3 separate regions of the Homo sapiens genome follow, and regions 2 and 3 are each linked to region 1. Evidence: chromatin loops called from intact Hi-C (ENCODE). Cell type or tissue: endothelial cell of umbilical vein. All regions are shown on one strand.

What was found. Peaks named below come from ENCODE experiments on the same cell type or tissue, not always from the same donor. Only the 100,000 strongest peaks of a DNase experiment are listed, where the experiment ranks them.
Region 2: a loop joins it to region 1, with 7 times the contacts of the local background. A loop is called at or near these places in 25 of 110 quality-filtered maps.
Region 3: it touches region 1 in a loop (7-fold over the local background); 33 of 110 quality-filtered maps call a loop at or near these places.

What each region holds. Positions count from the first base shown.
Region 1 is chr11:16,786,982-16,789,481 of GRCh38, reverse strand. It overlaps PLEKHA7 (pleckstrin homology domain containing A7), which reads left to right. Exons shown (of 27, transcript NM_001329630.2): 23 at 186-386. Among named protein-coding and RNA genes, the nearest start is that of C11orf58, 50 kb to the right of the region's middle. In endothelial cell of umbilical vein, a CTCF peak has its summit at 942 (motif pointing left); DNase peaks (open chromatin) are centred at 931 and 1,901; H3K27ac peaks cover 1,393 bases.
Region 2 is chr11:16,924,089-16,926,588 of GRCh38, reverse strand. The region is part of intron 3 of PLEKHA7 (pleckstrin homology domain containing A7); the gene reads left to right. SNORD147 (small nucleolar RNA, C/D box 147) reads left to right here and starts at 567; the gene lies at 567-651. RefSeq lists an enhancer at 1,312-1,923. In endothelial cell of umbilical vein, no CTCF peak of the experiment used is centred here; a DNase peak (open chromatin) is centred at 938; H3K4me3 peaks cover 599 bases; H3K27me3 peaks cover 1,758 bases.
Region 3 is chr11:16,934,825-16,937,324 of GRCh38, reverse strand. All of the region lies in intron 3 of PLEKHA7 (pleckstrin homology domain containing A7), which reads left to right. Among named protein-coding and RNA genes, the nearest start is that of SNORD147, 10 kb to the right of the region's middle. RefSeq lists an enhancer at 976-1,487. In endothelial cell of umbilical vein, a CTCF peak has its summit at 1,308; no DNase peak of the experiment used is centred here.

The sequences.
Region 1 (2,500 bases):
AGCTCCTGAGGGTTGGGGGCATCGTGTTGCTTAGAGGAAATAGTTCTCTAAGGCCAAGAGGAGCCCAACTAGAGTGTGCATGTGTGTGAGAGAGAGACAACGGGAATGCAGCCAGCAGGGTGGCTGTCCTCTGCGTGCCCAGCCCAGCTGTTCTGTGTCTCTCTTGCCTGCCTCCTCTTCCTCAGAGACCTAAGAGTGCCTTGGAGCGCCTGTACTCAGGGGATCACCAGCGAGGCAAGATGAGTGCAGAGGAGCAGCTGGAGCGCATGAAGCGACACCAGAAGGCCCTGGTCCGAGAGCGCAAGAGGACACTGGGCCAAGGGGAGAGGACGGGCCTGCCCTCATCTCGCTACCTCAGCCGGCCGCTCCCTGGAGATCTTGGCTCAGTATGTTAGGAGGGGCCAGGCAGCGGGGCAGGGACAGGGAGCCGAGTGCCCCTCAGAGTCCCCCAAACACAAGCACATCACACCTCCCAGTGAGAGAGCTGTCCATTGACCTACATGGTTCAGAGAACACCCCACGGGGCTGTTTGTCCACGACCCAGGCTGGACGAATGCCTGGTCAGAGGGTGACCTGAACCAGAGCTGGAGTGAGGATCAAACAGGCCCAGGAGCCTGAGGAAATACCCAGTCAGTCCTCCCAGCCGCGATGGAGAGGGGCCTTTGCAGGCGTTCGGAATCTCGGCTGAATTCAGGACCTGGGAATACAGGGTTCAGAGAGGAGAGGAGGAAGATGGTGACATGATTTGGTTAGAAGCACAAGCAAACTGATCAGCCTCCCAGACCTGCCAGCAGATGCTGTGTGAGGGTGATGGAGCACGGGGTCACACCCCTGCCCCAAGGGCCACTGGTCTCCCTGGGCTTGCAGTGCAGAGGCCTCAGGGTGTCTGGGATTGCTGGGGAGGCCTGTGCTGCCCCCTGGTGGCGCTTCCTGGCGCTGCGCCCTGTCCACAGTCACCTTAGGTCCCTTTGGAAACATTCCATTTGACTTTTCCCTGTTGTTTGAAATCCCATGTTTCCCTAAACCTCTAGCCTGATTGTTCTTTCCCTAATTCATTGCACAAGCTCCTTTGCTTTTAGTGTTACCGCTCATTGCCTCTCTAATCCTGCCTGATTGTGTTTACAGAAGCTTCTGATTTGCATTGAACATGCTCTAACTGGCCTGTGCTACTTATTACCGGGCTTGTAATAGCGGTTCTTGTCTCCATAGCCTGTTGAGTGTTCCCAGATGTGACTCACCTTTCTGCTGCCCTCTTCATGCAGGCCTACTGACTCATAATTCACTTGTCCCAAAAGCCACCCCACAAGCCTGAGCCAACCTGCTGCCTGACGCCACAGTCATTGGCAGAGGTCTGGGCATTATTAATTTATAAAAATCCATGCTTTACACCTGGACAGTAGACAGGGACTTCAGAGATTGCACGTTTGAATACATTCTCCCAAGACTGAGGTTGTTCGGTTTTAATTCCTGTAGTCCAATCACACAATTTCTTATGGAAAACCTTTTGTGTTTCTGGTATTTAATAACTTGAAGGGATAGCAAAATATACTGTGTATTCAGAGGGCCTCTCTGCAGCTGCTAGCTCAGACACCAAAGGGGTAAGGCCCAGGACATTCATATCTTTAAAAGCTGCAAACCTGGTAACCTTTAAACTTTTAAAACAAATGTCATATGGGGTAACACTGACCTTTTATAATTTGATGTCTCAAATGTAGAGATTATCTAAAAATCGTAACTTGAATACCTTGTAATTTTTCTCTTAAAAAAGAAGACTTGTGTAAGTCTCTGCATCAACGCCAATAAACATGTTGCTTAATAATAATGGATTGGCGTGGTTCTTCCCCAGGATACCTTATAGAGTCTAGTGAACTTTTCCTGTTTGTGGAAACAATCAGGCTGGGTTTAAATGAGGACTTGTCTCTATTTGGAGCATTTGTGAGCGTGTAAGGAAATGAGTGTTTTCTTTGTGAATCATTAAATTGATTTTTTCATCTTTGGAACTTCAGTTGCCTAATCCTTTCCAACAATAGTTGGAAACCATCACCTAAGAGTGATTACATTGATTTGGAGTCATTGAGAGCTTGTGCATGAATGGGTGAAATGTGCGAATATGGCTCTGGGTTTGGGGTTCTGGAGGGACTTGAGGCATCAAAGACAATCAGGACCATTTGGGGCTTTGAGGTGGATGGATGGGAGAGAGAAGATGGCCTGGGATAGATAAGCATCTGCTTTGGTTTTGCTCAGGGGAAGAGAGGCTTTGAGCCTGCTCTGTTCTCAACAACCTGCTCAGCGGTCAAAGGCCTGTGAGGATGCAGGTCCTGGGTCAACAGGAAGTCACCACGGAGCTGGACAGTCATGGTTGGATCTTATCGGTTAGATTTTCCCTCTTGGGAAGCTTGTTACAAAGTTGATACTGTGAAACAGCCTTAGAAACATTCCATTTGATTTAGCATTTCAATTTTATATGATTTAGTTTTTTTTTCTAATTTAAAGAAAACAT
Region 2 (2,500 bases), 140 kb before region 1:
CCTGGTGCATTCTTATAACACCTCTGTAATCCCCTCGCAACAATGGTAATTACCTTGTTCTGTATTTAATATAGGTCTCCCTGACTAGAGTAGAAGCACTGTGAGTGTAGGAAGATTATCTGTTGCTCCTGGCATATACTAACCCTTAAATGTTTGCATGTGTGAATATTTGGACGGGTGCTAATGAATGAATTAGAAGTGTGTGTGGGCTGCTGAGAGGTGCTGTAGTTCTGATTGCCTGCAGGACCAGGAGAGTGATCCCTTATTGCCAAGGGCATTGAGAAAAGAGAGAAAGAAAAGAGACATAGTTGAGGTTGCGAGGGCAGAGACAAGCCAGAGGGTATGGTCTCCTTCGCTGGGTGCCTGATAGCGGCCTCCTGGGCGATGAGGTCGCAGTCACATCCAACCAAGTCTTCATTCCTGGCTTGTCAGAATCCGTTCCCGCAATTTACCAGGGATTGTTAGAAGACTCCTTGAATCATTGTGGGGAAGAGCATTCAAGGTCAGGACTCTTGGAGGGGAGACGACAGCAACCCGGGTCTCCTGCAGCCTGGTCTTCCCAGCCGATGGGCACTTGCGGCAACGGATGACAGGTCTGCTGGTGTCTGGCTAGACGCCAGAACAGCGCAGTTCTGAGGCCGCAGGTCCTGCCCCTCCGCCCTTTTCCCTCCCCCTCCTCAGCCTCTCTACCCCTCCCACTTGCAGCATCCTCTACGAGGAAAGGAATGTGCTGGGCTCGGACGCGCCGTCCTGGCCGAACGGCAGCACCTGGGGCGCGCTCTGGACCGCTGGGGTCCGCTGTCTGGCGCTGCGCCACGTGCTTTGATCGGTGCTGATGTCAAGTGGGTGTGGGCTCCTCGGAAAGGCCCCGGCGAGGAGGAGGAGGGCGCGCGATGCGCCGCGGGCGAGCTGAGGCCCCGGCGCGCTCCGTAGCCCAGCGCCGCTGACCGGTGGCCCGCCCGGGCTCGCGAAGCAGTCGCATGGAGCCGCGGAGCTGTCCTCCCTGGGACGCGTGCCCCGCCACGCTGGGGGTCTGGCAGGAGCGACCAAGGGGGGCCTGCAGGTGTGTGTGCGCGCTGTAACTTTCGGGGGGTCTGCGGGTTGTCGAGCCGACAGGGCGCAGGGTGCACGGGCTCCTTTTGGGGGTGCTTTGTGTCTGGGCGCGGGCGTGACTGGAGCCGGCTAGTCCCCGGCCAGCCATGAGCGAGGGAGCCGTAGCTGGCCGCTGGAGTTTCTGCAAGAGAATTCATTGAGCCGGCGCCCGGCTTTGGGTTACTCCTCGGGAAGGACGCCAAGGGAGCCGTTGTTGTTTTTAAAAATCGGGTCTCCAAGTACAGACTGCGTTCTTGTTAACAGGATTACCTCAGCAGCAGAGAGCGCCGCTTCCCAAAATCGGCTGTGGTTGGGGACCCCACGGCCCCGCAGGCGTGCGGGCTGCGGGGACAGCAACTGGCCAGCAGTGGAGAGGGTGGGGACCGGGAGGTGGGCAAAGGCGACCCCGCCAAGCGTTCCGCCAAGTGTGCAGGGGCGCCTGCCCTTCCTCTACACCCACACTTGCCAGGAGCCGGCTACGGAGGAGGTAAGGGGTCAGCTTCTCGCCTGTGACAGCTCTGGTTTCAGACACACCTTCCCGGAGGAATGCAGAGGCTTTGTTCCAGGCGCCCGTCCCAGCCCCGAGCCCTGAAGCCCGCGGGCATAGGGCTGGGACTCCGGTGCCATTACTCATCTTTTATGGCAACGCCGGCAAGCTCCTAGGTAGGCAAGTTAATTATTAATGTGTCTAAGCTGGAGAGAGGAAATCTGAAAATGAGATTGGTGGGTTGCAGGCCTCCCCCTTTCTTTTTTGGCTTTGGCAAGGCAAGGTTTAAGCCCAAGGTGTTGCAGTCTATTTCCCTAGAAGGATAAGGGCATTCCCCCAAGGCACCAGCACTGCCCCCGAAGGGTTCCCCTTTCGTTGTCGGTGGGACAGCCCCATCTCCTCCCAGAGGGCAGAAAGGGTGCATCCCTCAGTTTTTAATCTACTTTAGAACCCGTCTGTACCCCTCCTCCTTTGCCTTCCTAAATGCATCTCACTCCCATCCCCTTCCTCAAGGCAGCTTCCAGACCAGGTGTAGGAGACCTGAGTCCTCTCAGCAGGTAGAGTCTGAAACATTCTGAAAAATAGAAAAATGTTGCCCTGTCCCAGCCATGGTGCCTGAAAACCTCCTTGCGTGCTCCGCCAGTGCCCTCGGGTGTATTTTCAGGCCTGGGGGCTGTGGGCAGAGGAAGAGGTGTCTGTCAGGTGTCACCTGACTTGTCTCTCCCAGGCCCCTCAGTAGGAGGGGAGCAGAAAGGTCCAGGTGGGAAATAGAGAAGGTGGAGTGAGGCTCCTCCCTCAGGCAGTTTCAGTTTCCCTCCTGTCCTTATCAGAGAGAGGGTGGGTCTAAGACTGATAGTTGTACAAGGTGTCCTGTTTGTGTGCTGGGGTATTTCTGGGTGGGGCCCTAATGAGTGGGAGTGG
Region 3 (2,500 bases), 150 kb before region 1:
TATTGTCCTCAGTGCCCAGCACAATCTTGGCACATGGTATACCCTCAATAAATATTTGTTAGAACAAATGAATAAGGCCAAAGCATTCAGGGATTTTATGTGACTGATTCTTGTAGTGTCTTCCCAGGAAATCAAGGCCCTTTCAAGCGTGCAAACTGTCTCTTGTCCAGAGAGCTTGGTGGCCATCTCCAAGCTCATTTTACTCCACGGTTATTAACAATTTGGAGATTGTTAATAACAACGACTCCAGGTTATTAACCTGCTATAAATCCAATCCTGTAATTGGTACTTGATACATGTTGCTGGTAGTCCTCAAAGATGAGGGAGACTGAGGCTCAGGGGGAGGGAAACAGCTTGCCCAAGGTCACATTGCTGGAAGGCATGCTCTTTCCTTTCTGCCTGCTGTTTCTGAGCCAGAGCTACAAGTGTCTGTGTGAGTTATGGGTTCTTATCTCTTGGCAATTAGAGCAGCTCAGCAAAGGTATTTCTGGCACAGGCCATTGCTGCTTTCTGACAGCTGCTACATTCCAATATCGCCTGAGTTTAGGGAAAAGAAAGCCCACACCTGGGGTTGGCAAAGATAGTCTCAGAACTCATTTTCCCTGGTTTCTGCACATGGTGAATGTGTTTATTGTTCTTGTCACACTGTCTCCTGAAGTGCAGATGCATTAAAGTTGAATATTATTTTCATAAAAGCCACTGGAGAGAAAGGGAGAGAAGAGGCATGATTCGGGTGTCTCCAGGAATATAATTGGATTTGCCCAATGATTGGGAGAGTGGAGGTGGGAAATGACAACATGCCAGGAAGTACATTTGATGGTGCTTTTGATTCCAAATTTGTTAGGCATGTGTTTTTAATTGCTTTGTCCCTGTTGTCATTATTCTAATAGAGACCTGATTTTTTTTTTTTTTTTTTTTTTTTTGAGACAGAGTCTCACGCTATTTCCCAGGCTGGAGTACAATAGCATAAGCTCGGCTCCCTGCAACCTCCGCCTCCCGGGTTCAAGCAATTCTCCTGCCTCAGCCTCCCGAGTAGCTGGGATTACAGGCACCTGCCACCACGCCTGGCTCATTTTTTGTATTTTTTAGTAGAGACAGGGTTTCACTATGTTGGCCAGGCTGGTCTTGAACTCCTGACCCTGTGATCCGCCCACCTCGGCCTCCCAAGGTGCTGGGATTACAGGCATGAGCCACTGTGCCCTGCAGAGACCTGATTTTTCAAAAGGGGTTCATTATCATATTAAACTTTCTCTATTCAGCAAGGTTGGCAAATGGGATGTTCTCCTGGCTCAGTGTTGCCACCTACCGTGTGCTGCATAGATTGTCAGTCTTCAAAATATTAGAAGGCAGTAAAACACATTTCAAACTGCAACAAGGCATAATTTGATCCGTCTGTTCTTCCACAAGGTTGCAAGTCTTCAGGGTGAACATTATAAGCATCTGTCATCACTGTGTGCTCTTGGAGTGCCAAGATACTGGTTATAGTGAATTCTGGTGATAAAAAAAATGCTAGACAAAAATACCACTTTTTCTTTGGTCCCTTGAGAATGAGCCTCAAAAACATGTGCTGCTTGCACATGGGGATCTGAATAATTGCAACATTCAGGATTATGTAGAGAGAGTATCCCTGAAGAAGGCACTTAGGGTGGTGTTTGCAAATGTCACAAGGCTTTCAGTTCTATCTTTGGCCCCCTAGTCTCAGTAAGGATTTTGGCTCATATCAGTGATTTGGAAAACCTAATAACTTTTATGTCTCCAAAGTTGTGTTTCCAGACTGCTGGCTATTTCATATTTTAAAGCATGTTTCTACCTTTAAAAGGACACCAGAGAATAGCAGTGGGCACTGACATGCCTTTACCCCTCCCCACACTAGAAAAGGACCGACACATTTAATCTTTTTTTTGAGACGGAGTCTCACTCTGTCACCCAGGCTGGAGTGCAATGGCACGATCTTGGCTCACTGCAACGGGTTCAAGCGATTCTTCTGCCTCAACCTCCCGAGTAGCTGGGATTACAGGCATATGCCACCATGCCCAGCTAATGTTGTATTTTTGTGGAGACGGGGTGTCACCATATTGGCTAGGCTGGGCTTGAACTTCTGACCTCAGTTGATCTGCCTGCCTTGTCCTCCCAAAGTGCTGGGATTACAGGCGTGAGCCACCATGCCCAGCCTCACATTCGATATTTATTTGTGGATAGATTTAGGTTCTTTTTCCCAATTTCCCCACAGTAGCTTTGACAAGTCTTATTTGGAAGAAGTAACACAGTTACTGAACTGGCGTCTTGTTCCTAGTTTGAATGGTAAGAGCCAGAAAATCGCCCATTCACATGTAGTACATTAAGATTTCACCTACTTTCCCCAGAAATTATTGTTTAGGCAATTAGGGACAGAAAAGTATGAAAAATACAGGTGCTAATTATAACCAGACTCTTTTTTTTACTGTAAGAGATAAAAATTTCAAAGTATTTTACATATTAATTAGGATATTTCCTCCCCTTA